Linked DNA regions of Homo sapiens: region 1 is linked to region 2. A link is a loop called in an ENCODE intact Hi-C map of the cell type or tissue named here. Cell type or tissue: B cell. All regions are shown on one strand.

The links. Hi-C counts contacts between places; a loop is a spot of excess contacts. Peaks named below come from ENCODE experiments on the same cell type or tissue, not always from the same donor. Only the 100,000 strongest peaks of a DNase experiment are listed, where the experiment ranks them.
Region 1: it touches region 2 in a loop (3-fold over the local background); 2 of 110 quality-filtered maps call a loop at or near these places.

What each region holds. Positions count from the first base shown.
Region 1 is chr6:132,349,949-132,357,948 of GRCh38, reverse strand. The region is part of intron 4 of MOXD1 (monooxygenase DBH like 1); the gene reads left to right. Among named protein-coding and RNA genes, the nearest start is that of MOXD1, 48 kb to the left of the region's middle. RefSeq lists an enhancer at 2,379-3,578. In B cell, no CTCF peak of the experiment used is centred here; DNase peaks (open chromatin) are centred at 3,268 and 5,758; H3K4me3 peaks cover 4,114 bases; H3K27ac peaks cover 5,983 bases.
Region 2 is chr6:132,296,261-132,304,260 of GRCh38, reverse strand. MOXD1 (monooxygenase DBH like 1) reads left to right here. Exons shown (of 12, transcript NM_015529.4): 11 at 6,306-6,474; 12 at 6,944-8,000. The coding sequence ends at 7,108. Among named protein-coding and RNA genes, the nearest start is that of MOXD1, 100 kb to the left of the region's middle. In B cell, CTCF peaks have their summits at 3,569, 3,769 (motif pointing left), 5,523 and 5,725 (motif pointing right); DNase peaks (open chromatin) are centred at 3,720 and 5,740.

The DNA.
Region 1 (8,000 bases), 54 kb before region 2:
TTCTGTTTGCTTTTGTCAACATTTTATTTCATGGTTGCAGAAAATGAAGTCCAGAGGAAAAAACTGCCTTTCTCATCCAGTTAATTAATTGAAATTGAGATTGAAATTTAGGTCATAAATTTTTATTACTTATCTCTATCTCTCCTTCAAAATATGAAATATAAAACAATTTCAAAGCAAAAAATACACCTAAGATTTATATCTCCATTTTATCATCTCTTAACTATCTATAATTAAATAATTTTTAAAGCTTTTCAAAAAGCTCTAAATTACTTGGATATTATTATCCAGTAATTTAGAACAGCTGGACACTCACTTTGATTTCATTGACTTTTCTGAGACATTTAAAAGAGGGAAAAATTGAAATATTTATATTTAACTAGATTTTTATATGGTATATTAGTTCCTTTATAACTTGGAATTCATTACTTTTACTATCTTTCCTTTTTATTTCTATACTTCCTTTTAAGATAAAGTTTAGTTCCTTTAAGAACTGGACTGCCAGATGAACCTGATTTGTTTAGTAAGGCAAACTCTTATTGTAAGTGTTTGTAAGATTCACAGTTGAATTACATTTACAAGGTTAGAGAACTAAGTTCTTTTTTCAGTGGTAAACAGGAAATGTCAGTACTCTGAGTAATATTTTCCACTCATATAGCAAATAGAATTTTCCAAAAGATTGTTAGTTCAGTCACATTTTTTTCAAACTATATTTACTCCAAGTGCTAAGAGATATTTTATGGGATAATTTATTTCTTCTTCAGCTTGAATTAATAATCAGATAAAATTCATATGTGATATGATGTGCTTCTGGACTGGCTTTTAACAATCTTGCAAAGAGGTCACAACTGTTGAGTTTTTATCTCTCATCATTTGAAAGATTAAGGAGTTTTTTTCTCTAGAGAACACTTTATTTTCTAATATGAGAATATTTTCTAACGTGTATTTGTTTCATTTCCAGTGTAATATATACTTCTCATAATAAGTAAAAAAGTAAAAAATATATAAAATAAAAAGTAGTAGTGCCCTCTTTCTCCAAATTCTACTTTCCTGAGGTGACTAATGCTAACAGATTTATTTGTATTTTTCTAAAACTTTATGCTGAAGAAAACATTTACAACATTTATATAGGATTTTTTTGGGTTAATCTCTTTTATTTGTAAACAAATTAGGATCACTCTATATCTATTACTTTGAATTTTGCTTTTCAAATTAATGCCCTCATCATTACTGGACAAAATATTATAACACATTATTTTTAATGTTTACATAATTTAATCTCCTATTATGTATAAACCATAATTTTTGCAGCCATACACTTTTGATGCACATTCAAGATGTTGTAAGCTTTTTGCTACCATAAACATTGCTTCAGTAAATGTTCTTGTAAGTATATCGTTATGTATTGGTGGTTTCATTCCTATACGCTAGATTGCTAAATGGATTGAATCAAGATTACATGTATTTCAAACTTTAATATATTTGTCAGATTACTTTATAAAATTCACACACTAGCTGTATGTGAATATTTTCTCATCCCTTCTTGAGCACTGGATATTTTAGTCTTTTAAATTTATTGCCTGTTAATGGATGAAAACTAATATTTCTGATTGCTTTGGCTTGCTTTCCTTAGACTACTAGTGAGGCTTATGCTCTTTTTATGCTCTCTTCTGTCAGTTTGCTGTTCAACCCTTTACCGATTTCTTTTTAAAACATTCTTTTATTGAATTGCCTAGATAAAAGTGCACAAACAGTATAAAACTCATTGAATTTTCATAAGGTGAACTGACTCATGAAACCAGAATCAAGATCAAGAATAGAGTATCAACTCAGAAGCGTCCTTTGCGTCCCCTCCCAGGTACTGTCTGTCCCCAGAGGTCACCAGTTTGCTGACTTAAATCACTCTTTACTAATTTTGCCTGTTGTGAATTTTTTGTAGGTAGACAGAAACGCTAGTGCTCTTCTGTGTCTGGCTTTTTTTGCCGAACGGGATGTGCAAGTTGGCCATGTTGTTTGTAGAAAATAATGTGTTCATTTTCATCTTTGAATTTCATTTTCTGAACATACCAGAATTTTTTATTCATTTTTATTGGTTAGCTATTTCTGTGAACCAAACCAACCCAAAGTTCAACAACTTTAAATAAGCTTTAAATGAAGAAGCACATGTTATAGTTTACAAGTCAGCTTGGTGGTTCTTCTGTTTGTAGCTGGGCTACAAACAGGTATGTAACCAGCTTGGGTTGGGTATGCAGCTTTCTAATAGTGCCTGGGCTCTCTCTTCTTGTTGGGAGTCAGCTGGTTGTAAGCAGGTCTAGGAGGCCTCAGCTGAACAAGTGGGCTCTCCTTTATAGTATCTTGTTCTCTAGAAGTCTAGACTGGGCTTGTTCAAATGGTGATGGCACAGTTCCAAAAGAGAGAGTAGAAACTGTAAGGCCACTTGAGGCTTGGTTTGGGATTAGCACGCCATTGCTCCTGCCATAAGAAGCAGGCCCAGCCTACATACCGGAGAATGGTGATAGACTCCAACCCCTGAAGGTCTAGTTTGTGGGAGAACTTTCTGACCTTACCTGGAGTTGAGTCAATTTAGAGAGCTGAGCAAAATACAGGGATAGAGGAAGCAGTGGGAAAGGACCTGGGAGCTCACTGGGTCCCTAAGCATGCCATCCCTGCTTGGTACCACAGGGATCTTTTGGGAGGGTGACCAGAGGCACAGGGTAAAATGCCACAGGGAGAAGGAAGTCCCCAGCTGAACTTTGTAACAATTTGAATCCAGCAAGAAGCCTCCTGGCCAGAACCTGGGGAAGGGCACGAATCTGGTGTGCAGACTCCACGGGTGAGGGAAGAACCAAATCCTTTTTCTTCTGCACCTGGGAAGTGGCTAGTCTGGGGCAAGTTCTCAAGCCGTGCTCATCTACTGCCTGGAAACAGGATGTTGGGGGAGGGGCATGATGGGAGGGAGACCAGCCCTTCAGATTGTGTGGGAGCTGAGTGAGGCCTGTGACTGTTGGTTTTCCCCTACTTCCCTGGCAACCTGCATGACTCAGCAGAAGCAGCCATGATCCTCCTAGGTAGATGACTCCATTGACCTGGGAACCTCACCCCCATTCCCCACAGCAGCTGCAGCAAGACCCTTCCAAGGAGAGTCTGAGCTCAGACACACCTAGCCCTGCCCCCACCTGATGGGCCTTCCCTACCCACCCTGGTAGCTGAAGACAAACGCTATATACTCTTGGGAGTTCTAGGGCCCCGCCCACCACCACTTCCTCTTCGTACCACCACAGCTGATGCTCTCTGGAAAGTGCCACCTCCTGGCAGGACGCCAACCAGCACAAAAATAGAACTTTAAATCACCAAAGGTAAGAACCCTCACAGAGCCCATTTCATCTCCCTGCCACCTCCACTGGAACAGGTGCTGGTATCAATGGCTGAGAGGCCCATAGACAGTTCACATCACAGGGCTCTGTGCAGACAAACCCCAGTACCAGCCTGGAGCCTGGTAGACTTGCTGGGTGGCTACACCCAGAAGAGATATAACAATCACTGCAGCTTATCTCACAGGAAGCCACATCCATAGAAAAAAGGGGAGAGTACTATATTAAGGGAACATCCCCTGGGACAAAATAATCTGAACAGTAGCCTTCACCCGTAGACTTTTCCTCTGACAGAGCCTACCCAAATGAGAAGGAACCAGAAAACCAACTCTGGTGATATGACAAAACAAGGCTCTTTAACACCCCCAAAAAATCACACTAGCTCACCAGCAATCGATCCAAACCAAGAAGAAATCCCTGATTAACCTGAAGAAGAATTCAGGAGGTTACTTATTAAGCTAATCAGGGAGACACCAGCGAAAGGCAAGAAAATCCAAAAAACAATACAAGAAGTGAAGGAAGAAATATTTAAGGAAATAGATTGTTAAAGAACAAACAATCAAAACTTCAGGAAACCTTGGACACTCTTATAGAAATGCAAAATGTTCTGGAAAGTCTCAGCAATAGAATTGAACAAGTAGAAGAAAGAAATTCGGAGCTCAAAGACAAGGTCTTCAAATTAACCCAATCCAACAAAGACAAAGAAAAAATAAGAAAATATAAACAAGGCCTCCAAGAAGTCTGGAATTATGGTAAATGACCAAACCTAAGAATAAGGAAGAGGTATTCCTGAGGAAGAAAAGGAATCTAAAAGTTTGGAAACATATTTGGGGAGATAATCAAGGAAAATTTCCTTGGCCTAGCTAGAGACCTCGACATCCAAATACAAGAAGCACAAAGAAGATCTGGGAAATTCATCACAGAAAGATAATCACCTAGGCACATCATCATCAGGTTATGATGAAGTTAAGATGAAGGAAAGAAGTGTAAGACCTACGAGACAAAAGCACCAGTTAACTTATAAAGGAAAACCTATGAGATTAACAGCAGATTTCTCAGCAGAAACCCTACAAGCGAGAAGGAATTGAGGCTTTATCTTCAGAATCCTCAAACAAAACAATTATCAGCCAAGAATTTTGTATCCAGTGAAACTGAGCATCATATATGAAGGAAAGATATAGTCTTTTTTAGACAAACAAATGCTGAGAGAATTCGCCACTATTAAGGAAGCACCACAAGAGCTGCTATAAGGAGCTCTAAATCTTGAAACAAATCCAGAAACACATCAAAACAGAACCTCTTGAAAGCATAAATCACATAGGACCTATAAAACAAAAATACAATTTAAAAAGCAAAAACAAAAAACAAAAAATCCAAGGTACACAGGCAACAAATAGCACAATGAATGCAATGATACCTTACATCTCAATACTACATTGAATGTAAATCGCCTAAGTGCTCCACTTAAAAGATATAGAACTGCAGAATGGATAAGAACTTACCAATCAACTATCTGCTGCCTTCAGGAGACTCACCTAACACGTAAGGACTCACATAAACTTAAAGTAAAGGGGTGGAGAAAGGCATTTCATGCAAATGGACGTCAAAAGCAAGCAGGGGTAGCTATTCTTACATCAGACAAAACAGACTTTAAAGCAACAAGCAACAGCAGTTAAAAGAGAAAAAGAGGGATATTAAATAATGTTAAAAGGCCTTGTCCAGCAGGAAAATATCACAATCCTAAACATACATGCACGTAACATTGGAGCTCTCAAAATTGTAAAACAGTTACTAATAGAACTAAGAATTGAGATAGACAGCAACACAATAATAATGAGGGACTTCAATACTCCACTGACAGCACTAGACAGGTCATCAAGACAAAGTCAACAAAGAAACAATGGATTAAAACTATACCATGGAACAAATGGACTTAACAGATATATACAGAACATTTCATCCAACAACTGCAGAATGCACATTCTTTTCAACAGTGCATGGAACCTTCTCCAAGACAGGACACGTGATAGGCCATAAAACAAGCCTCAATAAATTTAAGAAAATTGAAATTATATCAAGCACTTTCTCAGACCACAGTGGAATAAAACTAGAAATCAACTCTAAACAGAACCTTCAAAACTATGCAAATACATGGAAATTAAATAACCTGCTCCTGAGTGAGCATTGGGTCAAAAATGAAATCAAGATAGAAATTTAAAAATTCTTTGAACTGAATGACAATAATGACACAACCTATCAAAATCTGTGGGATACAGCAAAGGTGGTGTTAAGAGGAAAGTTCACGGCCCTAAATGCCTACATCAAAAGGACTGAAAGAGCACAAACTGACATTCTAAGGTCACACTTCAAGGAACTAGAGAAACAAGAACAAACTAAACCGAAACCCAGCAGAAGAAAGGAAATAACCCGGATCAGACCTGAACTAAAAGAAATGGAAACAAACAAACAAAAAACAATACAAAACATTAATGAAACAAAAAGCTGATTCTTTGAAAAGATAAATAAAGTTGATAGACCATTAACAAGATTAACCTAGAAGAGAGAAAATCCAAATAACCTCATTAAGAAACAAAATGGGAGATATTGCAACTGATAACTGAAACACAAAAGATCATTCAAGGCTACTTTGAACACCTTTATACACATAAACTAGAAAACCTAGAAGAGATGGATAAATTTCTGGAAAAATACAACTCTCCTAGCTTAAATCAGGAAAAATTAGATACCTTGAACAGACCAATAGCAAGCAGTGAGATTGAAAGGATAATTAAAAAATTACCAACAATAAAAAAGTCCGGGGCCAGACGGATTCACAGCAGGCATTCAAAGAAGAATTGGTACCAATCTTTTTGACATTATTCCACAAGATAGAGAAAGGGAGAACCCTCCCTAATTCATTCTATGAAACCAGCATCACCCTAATACCCAAACCAGGAAAGGGCATAACCAAAAGAGAAAACTACTGACCGATATAACCAATGAACTTAGATGCTAAAATCCCTAATAAAATGCTAGCTAGCCAAATCCAACAACATATCAAAAAGATAATCTACCATGATCAAGTGGGTTTCATACCAGGGATGCAGGAATGGTTAAGCATAGGCAAGTCAGTAAATGTGATACAGCACATAAACAGAATTAAAAACAAAAATCACCTGATCATCTCAATAGATGCAGAAAAAGCATCCAACAAAATCTGGCATCCCTTTACGATTAAAACTCTTAGCAAAGTCGGCATACAAGGAACATACCTCAATATAATAAAAGCCATCTACGACAAACCCACAACCAGCATAATAATGAATGAGGAAAAGTTGCAAGCATTCCCTCTGAGAACTGGAACAAGACAAGGATGCCCAATCTCACCACCCCTCTTCAGCATAGTACTGGAAGTCCTAGCCAGAGCAATCAGACAAGAGAAAGAAATAAAGGGCATCCAAATCAGTAAAGAGAAAGTCAAACTGTCCCTGTTTGCTGTTGATATCATTTACCTTGAAAACCCCAAAGACGACTCCAGAAAGCTCCTAGAACTGATAGAAGAATTTGGCAAAGTTTCTGGATACAATATTAAGGTATAGAAATCAGTAGCTCTTCTATACTTCAACAGTGACCAAGCAGAGAATCAAATCAAGAATTCAACCCCTTTTACAATAGCTGCAAACAAACAAACAAACAAAAACAAAAACAAAAAACTTAGAAATATACCTAACCAAAGAGGCCAAGGACCTCTACAAGGAAAGCTACAAAACACTGCTGAAAGAAATCACAGATGACACAAACAAATGGAAACACATCCCATGCTTATGGATGGGTAGAATCAATATTGTGAAAATGACTGTACTGTCAAAAGCAATCTACAAATTCAATTCAGTCCCCGTCAAAATACCACCATCATTCTTTCTTCACAGAATTAGAAAAAACAATTCTAAAATTCATATGGAACCAAAAAAGAGCCTGCATAGCCAAAGCAAGACTAAGCAAAAAGAACAAATCTGGAGGCATCACACCACTTGATTTCAAACTATAAGACCATAGTCACCAAAACAGCATGGTACTGGTATAAAAATAGGCACATAGACCAATGGAACAGAATAGAGAACACAGAAATAAACCCAAATACTTACAGCCAACTGTTCTTCGACAAAGCAAACAAAGACATAAAGTGGGTAAATGACACCCTTTTCAACAAATGGTGCTGAGATAATAAGCTAGCCACATGTAGGAGAGTGAAACTGGATCCTCATCTCTCACCTTATACAAAAATTAATTCAAGATGGATTAAGGACTTAAATCTAAGACCTGAAGCTATAAAAATTCTAGAAGATAACATTGGAAAAACTTTTCTAGACATTGGCTTAGGCAAGGATTTCATGACCAAGAACCCAAAAGCAAATGCAATAAAAACAAAGATAAATAGTTGGGACCTAATTAAACTAAAGAGCTTTTGCACCTCAAAAGGAATAGTCAGCAGAGTAAACAGACAACCCACAGAGTGGGGGAAAATTTTCACAATCTATACGTCTGACAAAGGACTAATATCCAGAATTGACAACAAACTCAAACAAATCAGTAAGAAAACAAACAAACAATCCCATCAAAAAGTAGGCT
Region 2 (8,000 bases):
CAAGATGGCACCTTCTTGCTGTGTTCTCACAAGTAGAAGGTACAATTGGAAGGTTCCCTCAAGTCTCTTTTGTAAGGGTACTAATTCCATTCATGAGCATGGAACCCTCTTGACCTAATCACCTCCTCAAGGCCCCACCTCTTAATACACTGCAGTGGAGATGAGATTTCAACATGAGTTTTGGAGGGACATGAACATTCAAACCCTATTGGGGGTACTGGAACAGAACCTGGGCTATTCCAGTCAGTCCCTTCCTATCTCAAGATTTTCTGTTTCCAGCACATTATATAGTTATTCTTGAGAACTACAAGCAAAAATGAGAATGGATTGGATTGGTCCAGGGCCACCCAGAGAATTGTCCTAAGGTTTTATGTATATATGTATATATATATATATATATATATATATATATATATATATATATACACACACACACACACACACACACACACATGTGTGTGTATATATGTATATATGTGTATATATGTATGTATATATATATATATGTACATGTGTATAAATAAATGTGTGTGTGTGTGTGTGTGTGTGTGTATGTATACAGTCAGCCCTCTGCTTTCCCAGATGCAGAACATGGATTCTGCATCCATGGATTCAACCAACTTCAGATAAAAAATGTTTGAAAAAATTGCATCTATATTGAACATGCACAGAATATTTTTATTGTCATCATTCCTTAACAATACAGCATAATAACCATCTACATAGCACTTACATTGTATTAGGTATTATAAGTAATCTGGAGATAATTTAAAGTAGCTAGGAGCATGTGCATAAGTTATATGTAACTACTACACCATTTTATATAAGTGTCTTGAACATCACAGATTTTGCTATCCTCAGTCCCCCATGGATACCAAGGGGCAACTGTGTATTTCTTTTTAATTATTTGTTAGAATTTTTGTTCATTGTTCATTGAATTACTTGTTTTCTTATTACTGAGTTGTAAGAATTCTTTATACTTTGGATGTAAGTTCTCTGTTGGATGCCTGTTTACAGACAATTTCTCCCAGTCTGTGGCTTGACTTTCATTTTATAAAAGCTGTATTTATTGAAGTTTGTTTCATCATTTTTTTGGTTTGTTTTGTGCTTTTCATATCCTGCTTAAAAAATCTTTGCCTACTCAAGGGAAGACTTTCTCTTGTTTTCCCCCTGAAAAGTTCACAGTTTTAGCTTTTACATTTAGGTGGATCCATTTTGAACACATTTTTGTGTGTAGTGTAAGGTAAATCCAACGTTCTTTGTTTTTCATATAGATATCAAGTTGTGCAAGAACCATTTGATGAAAGAAAACTACCTTTTTACTATTGAATTACTTTGGAATATTTGTTGGAAAATCATTTGTCCATATATTGGTTCTTTCTGGATTTTCTATTCTGTTTCATTGCTCTATATGTTTAGCCTTACTCTAAAACCACATTTAATTATTATAGTTTTATAGGAAGTCTTAAATGTAGGTCTCCAAAACTTTGTCATTTTTTCCCAAAATTATTTTGATAGTCTAGGTTTATTCTATTTTCATACATATATTTAAATCAACTTGTCAATTTCATTTTTAAAAAGGACCTGCTGGGATTTGATTGGGATTATACTGAATTTCTAGACAATTTGAGAGAATTGATACCTTAACAATATTGAGTCTTCTAATCTATGAACATGGTATGCCTCTTCACTTATTTACTGTTCTTTCATTTCTCTAAGCACTTTTTTGTGGTTTTCAATATAGAAGTTTTGCGCATGTTTTGTTAATAATATGTTTTTTTAAGTTTTAGTTATCCTTGTCTGCTAATTCTTTAATCTCTGTCATTTCAAGATCTTGGAGTATTGACTGATTTTTTCTTCTAGTTTAGATTCACATTTACATACTTGTTGATGTGTTTAATAATTTTTTGACTAGACATAGACAACAGGACATTATGCACATTCTGTTAATTAGTACTAGGTTGTTTTTATTTCTTTAAAGAACCTTGTTAGCGTGAGTCTAGAATAGATGTTTACTCCGTGTAGTCAACAGAGACATTCCACTCTGGCTAGTTTGAGCTCAAATGTCTGCTAGCTCTATACAGGCTCTGGGAATTGTTTAGGTCACAATCTTCTAGTTGTTCATTGCCCAGTCTTGTGGATTTTACCCTAAATATAGTTGGCTTATTGCTTAGTTACTGACTCAGAGGATCCTTATACAAATTTTTCCTCTGCAGTAGTCTACCTTGAATATGTAAGCTTCTTCAGACTCCCTTAACTCTGGTCTTCATCTCCTTAACTTATTGAGATCGTCATTTTCTGTTTCGAAATTCCCTTTCCTGCATTCTGGTTCAGAGAATGCTTCTAGGCAGAAAGCTGGGATGAACATAATATTCAAACACCTTATTTGTTTCCTTCCTTTTGGGGATCATAGTTCTGTGCTATTTTCCAATGTCCAAACCAGCTGTTTCATATGGTTTGTCGAATTTTGAGTTTTTTACAGGAAGTTAGTGTCAGTTACTCCAACATGGCCAAAAGTGGAAGTCTGTTAATGAATTTTTGTTCCTTTTGCTAGTTTTTGATCACATGTTTACTTGCTTGATGGATGGAGAGTGTGTAATATAGTTCATTTAGCTATAAGTACATGGACTTTGTTTCTTGGTTAAATCTTCCATCTCTCTTCCTTCCTTCTCCTTCTCTACCCCGAGAAAGACATTAGCAATAAAACTTTTAAAACAGGAGTCCAGAGAGGCTCAGATAAGAAATGTAACCACAGATTATTTTTCTCCATCTGCTTTTCAATTTATATAGAACAGAGGGACCAAGTATAAAAATCATTAAACTTTTAAAATTTCCATTGATCAGTTTGAATTTATAAGAATAAATAGCTTTATGTTCCACTTAAAAATTTAAAAAATTACTCTACCATGGTGTATTGCAGTCAACTTTGCTATCTTCTTAGAAAAACATGTCTCAGAGTTTAGATGGAATTTACAAAGGAAAATTACCCATCAATATTAAAGCATAATAATAACACTGTTTTTTATTGACTACAGTAATATATATATATATATATATATATAATACCATTCGTTTACATGTATGTATGGAGAGACATTTACACACTGACAAGATATGCAGAAATGTAACTTTTTATTTCTGTAACATTCCCAATTATTTCCAACTAATCCCTAATCCCAGTAAAAGCAGAAATACTTGCTACTTTAAGGTTACCTGGTTTAAAGCTTAGTCTTTTTGAAAAAAAGTATTCAGGATAAATATTCACTTTTTCTGTCTGCTCTTTTCTCTAGGAAATAATTTGGAAGTGTGTAGGATAGGCTAGAAAGGTTAGAGATGACAAGTAGGATGTTTATTAGTATAAAGTTATTATAGAACAGGGGCCTAAACCAAGTTAGTGGGAGTGGAAAGGAGATGATAAATATGAGACAAAGATGCCATCTCAGAAAGGTTGATGACCACATCCCCAGGTCACCCAGCCTCAGTCATTCTGTCTCCAACATACGCGCCATTGGGCTTGGCCTTTCTACATATCTGTTCTAAAAACTGACAAATGGGGTTACACCTCTTCTGTCACTTTATGTTGGACAATCTCAATAATAGGCAATTTAGTAAATTATTATAGCAGCAAAGCTTTTTAAGATTTCATCTGTGTATAATGGTCACACTATTCACTCTTAACAGCGGGGCACCAGAGGCTTTAGGCAACCTAAGCACCATAGTAAAGCTGTCGTGCCACCTTGTGGTGTTTCAGATGGTTACAGACTGATGATTTTCCCCTAGCATTTATCTGGTTATAAAATTGATTTTCTCTTTTTCAAATTAGGCATTTTATCTTTTTGAAAAGTAAATTTTATTTTTAATAATTGACTTAAAATGATCAATAGCTGTAGCTTTTAGTGCTTTTAAAAGGACATTGTATGCAAATATAATAACTTCTTTCAAGTCAAGTTTTTGCTTGATACTAATTCTGGATTGTGTCTCTACAAAATTGTCACAATATGTTTAATTTTCAAATGCTATAGATTTTAGGCCATTGCTAGGTATGTTTATGTAATGCAATGCTGATTGCTCTTACTTTATGGGGCTTCACTTTAAGGTCTTTGTATAAAATAATGCATTTAAAACTCAACAAAGATATATATTGATTCTAATTAAAGGAAATTATGAAAAATGTAAAGATCTATATATATTACCTATTTTCCTCATTGTCTCACTTATTAGATATGGAAGAAATATTTCAAATTTAGACATAAAAAATTATCTTTATAACTCCAAGAAATTAATAAGGAACTTTTAATTTACTTAAAAAGATGATATTCAATGTGCCTGAGTGGGTTATGTATGTTAAGAGAGAGAGAGAGAGAGAGAGAGGGAGAGAGAAATGACATAAATAAATTTTAAAAATATGAAGATTAATGTATATTCTTCAGCTGAGATTATTTGATAATTATAGAAATTACTGTAACATCTTGGGATGTTATGAGTGCCAGATACTTTCTAGTCACCATGATAATTTCCTGCAAGGTCCATGGATTAATGTAAAATTTTGTGACATGCCAGCACTTACACTTTTCCCTTTTTCAGGAATCAATAATATAAAACTTATATTTAATGAAAGACAACACCTGAAAACTATCTTTTCAAGCAAGTTATGTCATTCACTTTTTCACTTCACTTTTTCTGTCACTTCTTCTGTCTGCTCATGTCATTCTTGTGATTTCTTTTTCCTTTCTTGAATATTTGGCATGTGATTTTTGGAGTGGCAGGTGAAGGCAGAGTGTATTCTATATAGGGTATTTTTTTTCTCAGTACATTTTTAAAATTTCAACTTTTATTTTAGGTTCAAGGGATGCATGTTTAGGTTTGTTACAATGGTATATTGTGTGAAACTGAGGTTTAGAGTATGAATGATTCCATCACCCAGGTAGTGAGCCAGGCACCCAACAGGTAGTTTTTTCATTCTTGTCTCCCTCTCTCCCTCTCTCTCTAGTAGTTCCCAGTGTCTGTTTTTCCCATCTTTATGTCTATGTGTATTCAATGATTAGATCCCACTTATATGTGAGAACACGCGGTTTTTGGTTTTCTGTTCCTGTGTAATTCACTTAGGATGATGGCCTCCAGATGCACCCATGCTGCTGCAAAGGACATGATTTCTTTCTTTTTTTGTGTGGCTACATAGTATTCCATGGTGTATATGTACCACATTTTCTTTATCTAGTCCACCTTTGATGGACACCTTGGTTGATTCCATGTCTTTGCTATTGTGAATAGTGCTATGATGAACATACAAATGCATGTGGTCTTTTTGGTAGAACTATTTATTTTCCTTTGGGTGTATAGCTAGTAATAGGATTACTGGGTTGAATGGTAGTTCTGTTTTAAGTTCTTTGAGAAATCTACAAACTGCTTCCACAGTTGGCTGAACTAATTTACATCCCCACCAACAATGTATAAGCATTGTCTTTTCTCTGCAACCTTGCCAATATCAGTTGTTGTTTTTTTTTGCATTTTAATAATAGCCCTTCTGACTGGTGAGATGGTATCTCACTCTGGTTTTTATTTGCATTTTTCTGATGATTATTAGTGATGTGGAGCATTTTTTCATGTTTTTTGGCCTTATGTATGTCTTCTTTTGAGAAATGAGTAAAATTTTTGAAGCATTGATCAAATCACATTTTTTGTTGTATTTGTCTTCTCACTTAGCTAAGCCAAAACAGATCAGCCAGCAGGGGTCAGGCTTTTATAGTGTATGGGTTTGAACTTTCCATCTCTCACAGTATCTTTTAGGAACCTGCAGGTTTCTTGATTACACCATTAGCATTGTACTTTTCAGAAATGAATGCTTACCAGTTAATTTTTTAACTAGAACCAAACCAAATTAATGTAGAATTGTGAGACTCTGTAGAAGCTTTCTGAGACAAAATTATTTGTTTAAATTTTGACCGGGCATGGTGGCTCACACCTATAATCCCAGCACTTTGAGTGGTGGAGGTGGGAGGGTTGCTTGCGCCTGGGAGTTCCAGACCAACCTGGGCAACATAGCAAGACCCCATATCTATTAAAAAATATAAAATTAAAAATAAAATTAATGCCAATCTGCTACTAAAAAATAAATATCATTCTTTAAAAATCTTTTATTTGGTATTTCTTCTAGTAATCACTGATGAGCTCATCAACATTTTGCATTAGGTTATCTATGTGTATGAAAATGAATAAGTGTGAGATCTATTTTAGGATGCTGAAAAGTAAAGGAAACATGTAATGCATTTGTTCTGAATATGACTAACTGTGTCTTTTAAATTCAGGACCTGGCCTTTCATTATCAAAAGTCCCAAGCAATATAAAAACCTTTCTTTCATGGATGCTATGAATAAGTTTAAATGGACTAAAAAGGAAGGTCTCTCCTTCAACAAGCTGGTCCTCAGCCTGCCAGTGAATGTGAGATGTTCCAAGACAGACAATGCTGAGTGGTCGGTAAGCTCTTTTTAACCTCTGACAACCCAGATGACACATTTTATCTGAATCTATTACAGGAAAACCTAAGGAGAAGACAAATATCCATAAATCCAGGGGTCCAGTTGCCTTCTAATGTCTGATAATTTTTGTTCAATGATTACTTGGATTGACTGAAAACTCCTCATTCTACCCCCTTTCAAGAGAAAAATTAGTTCTAAAACTAAGGTTGGGATAGAGCAGGAACAGGCCGGAATGAGTGCTGCAAAAAGCAATAGAGCCTGCTTTGTATTCTTTTCCAAAGGAGTGCCTGGCCCTCTTTTCTGTTTCCTCCTTAACCCTAGGTTTCTGACTCCCCCAGTGTGTGACTCCTTTGGTAACCACTCCTGCCCCCTTTATCCCCTGCAGAAGTGTGGGCAGCTGAGCGGCCTGGTCACTGTGCTGCCTTAAATCAGATGTTCATTTGCATTGTTTGTGCTTCCATTTTCAGATTCAAGGAATGACAGCATTACCTCCAGATATAGAAAGACCCTATAAAGCAGAACCTTTGGTGTGTGGCACGTCTTCTTCCTCTTCCCTGCACAGAGATTTCTCCATCAACTTGCTTGTTTGCCTTCTGCTACTCAGCTGCACGCTGAGCACCAAGAGCTTGTGATCAAAATTCTGTTGGACTTGACAATGTTTTCTATGATCTGAACCTGTCATTTGAAGTACAGGTTAAAGACTGTGTCCACTTTGGGCATGAAGAGTGTGGAGACTTTTCTTCCCCATTTTCCCTCCCTCCTTTTTCCTTTCCATGTTACATGAGAGACATCAATCAGGTTCTCTTCTCTTTCTTAGAAATATCTGATGTTATATATACATGGTCAATAAAATAAAACTGGCCTGACTTAAGATAACCATTTTAAAAAATTGGGCTGTCATGTGGGAATAAAAGAATTCTTTCTTTCCTACTACATTCTGTTTTATTTAAATACTCATTGTTGCTATTTCACTTTTTGACTTGACTTTTATATTTCTTTAAAAAATTCCTTCCTTTTAAAAAATATAAAAGGGACTACTGTTCATTCCAGTTTTCTTCTTCTTTGTTGTTCTTCTAGTGTGACTTTTCAAGTGTAACAGCCATTCTTCCTGACTTTAATATTGTCCAGTTCTGGTCTTTTCTGTGAATTACCACTGGGCCCCTTACCTCAATGCTTTTTGTTGATGCCCACTCTGGTTCCCTTGTTTATCTGAGTCTGTTGGTACCCCAAATGACCCCACACCCATCTTAAAGTACTTTTTTTCACCTTCCCTGTTTAGTACTGGCCAGATGAGTTTTTTCTAGAGCTCTGTCACTATCTGAAAAGAAAGAGGCTATGGGAAACATAGAAATGGTATGTATTAATAACTGATCATAGGCTGAGGAGAAAAAATGTAGCTGGCTGCAAACCCAGTGCTGTGAGGTGACTTATATGAGGTTCCAGATCAAAGACAGGCCGTGTGAGCCAGTCCAGGAGGGTGTAAGTTCTGAATGGTTCCTTGCTGACTTTGGGTGACACATGTAC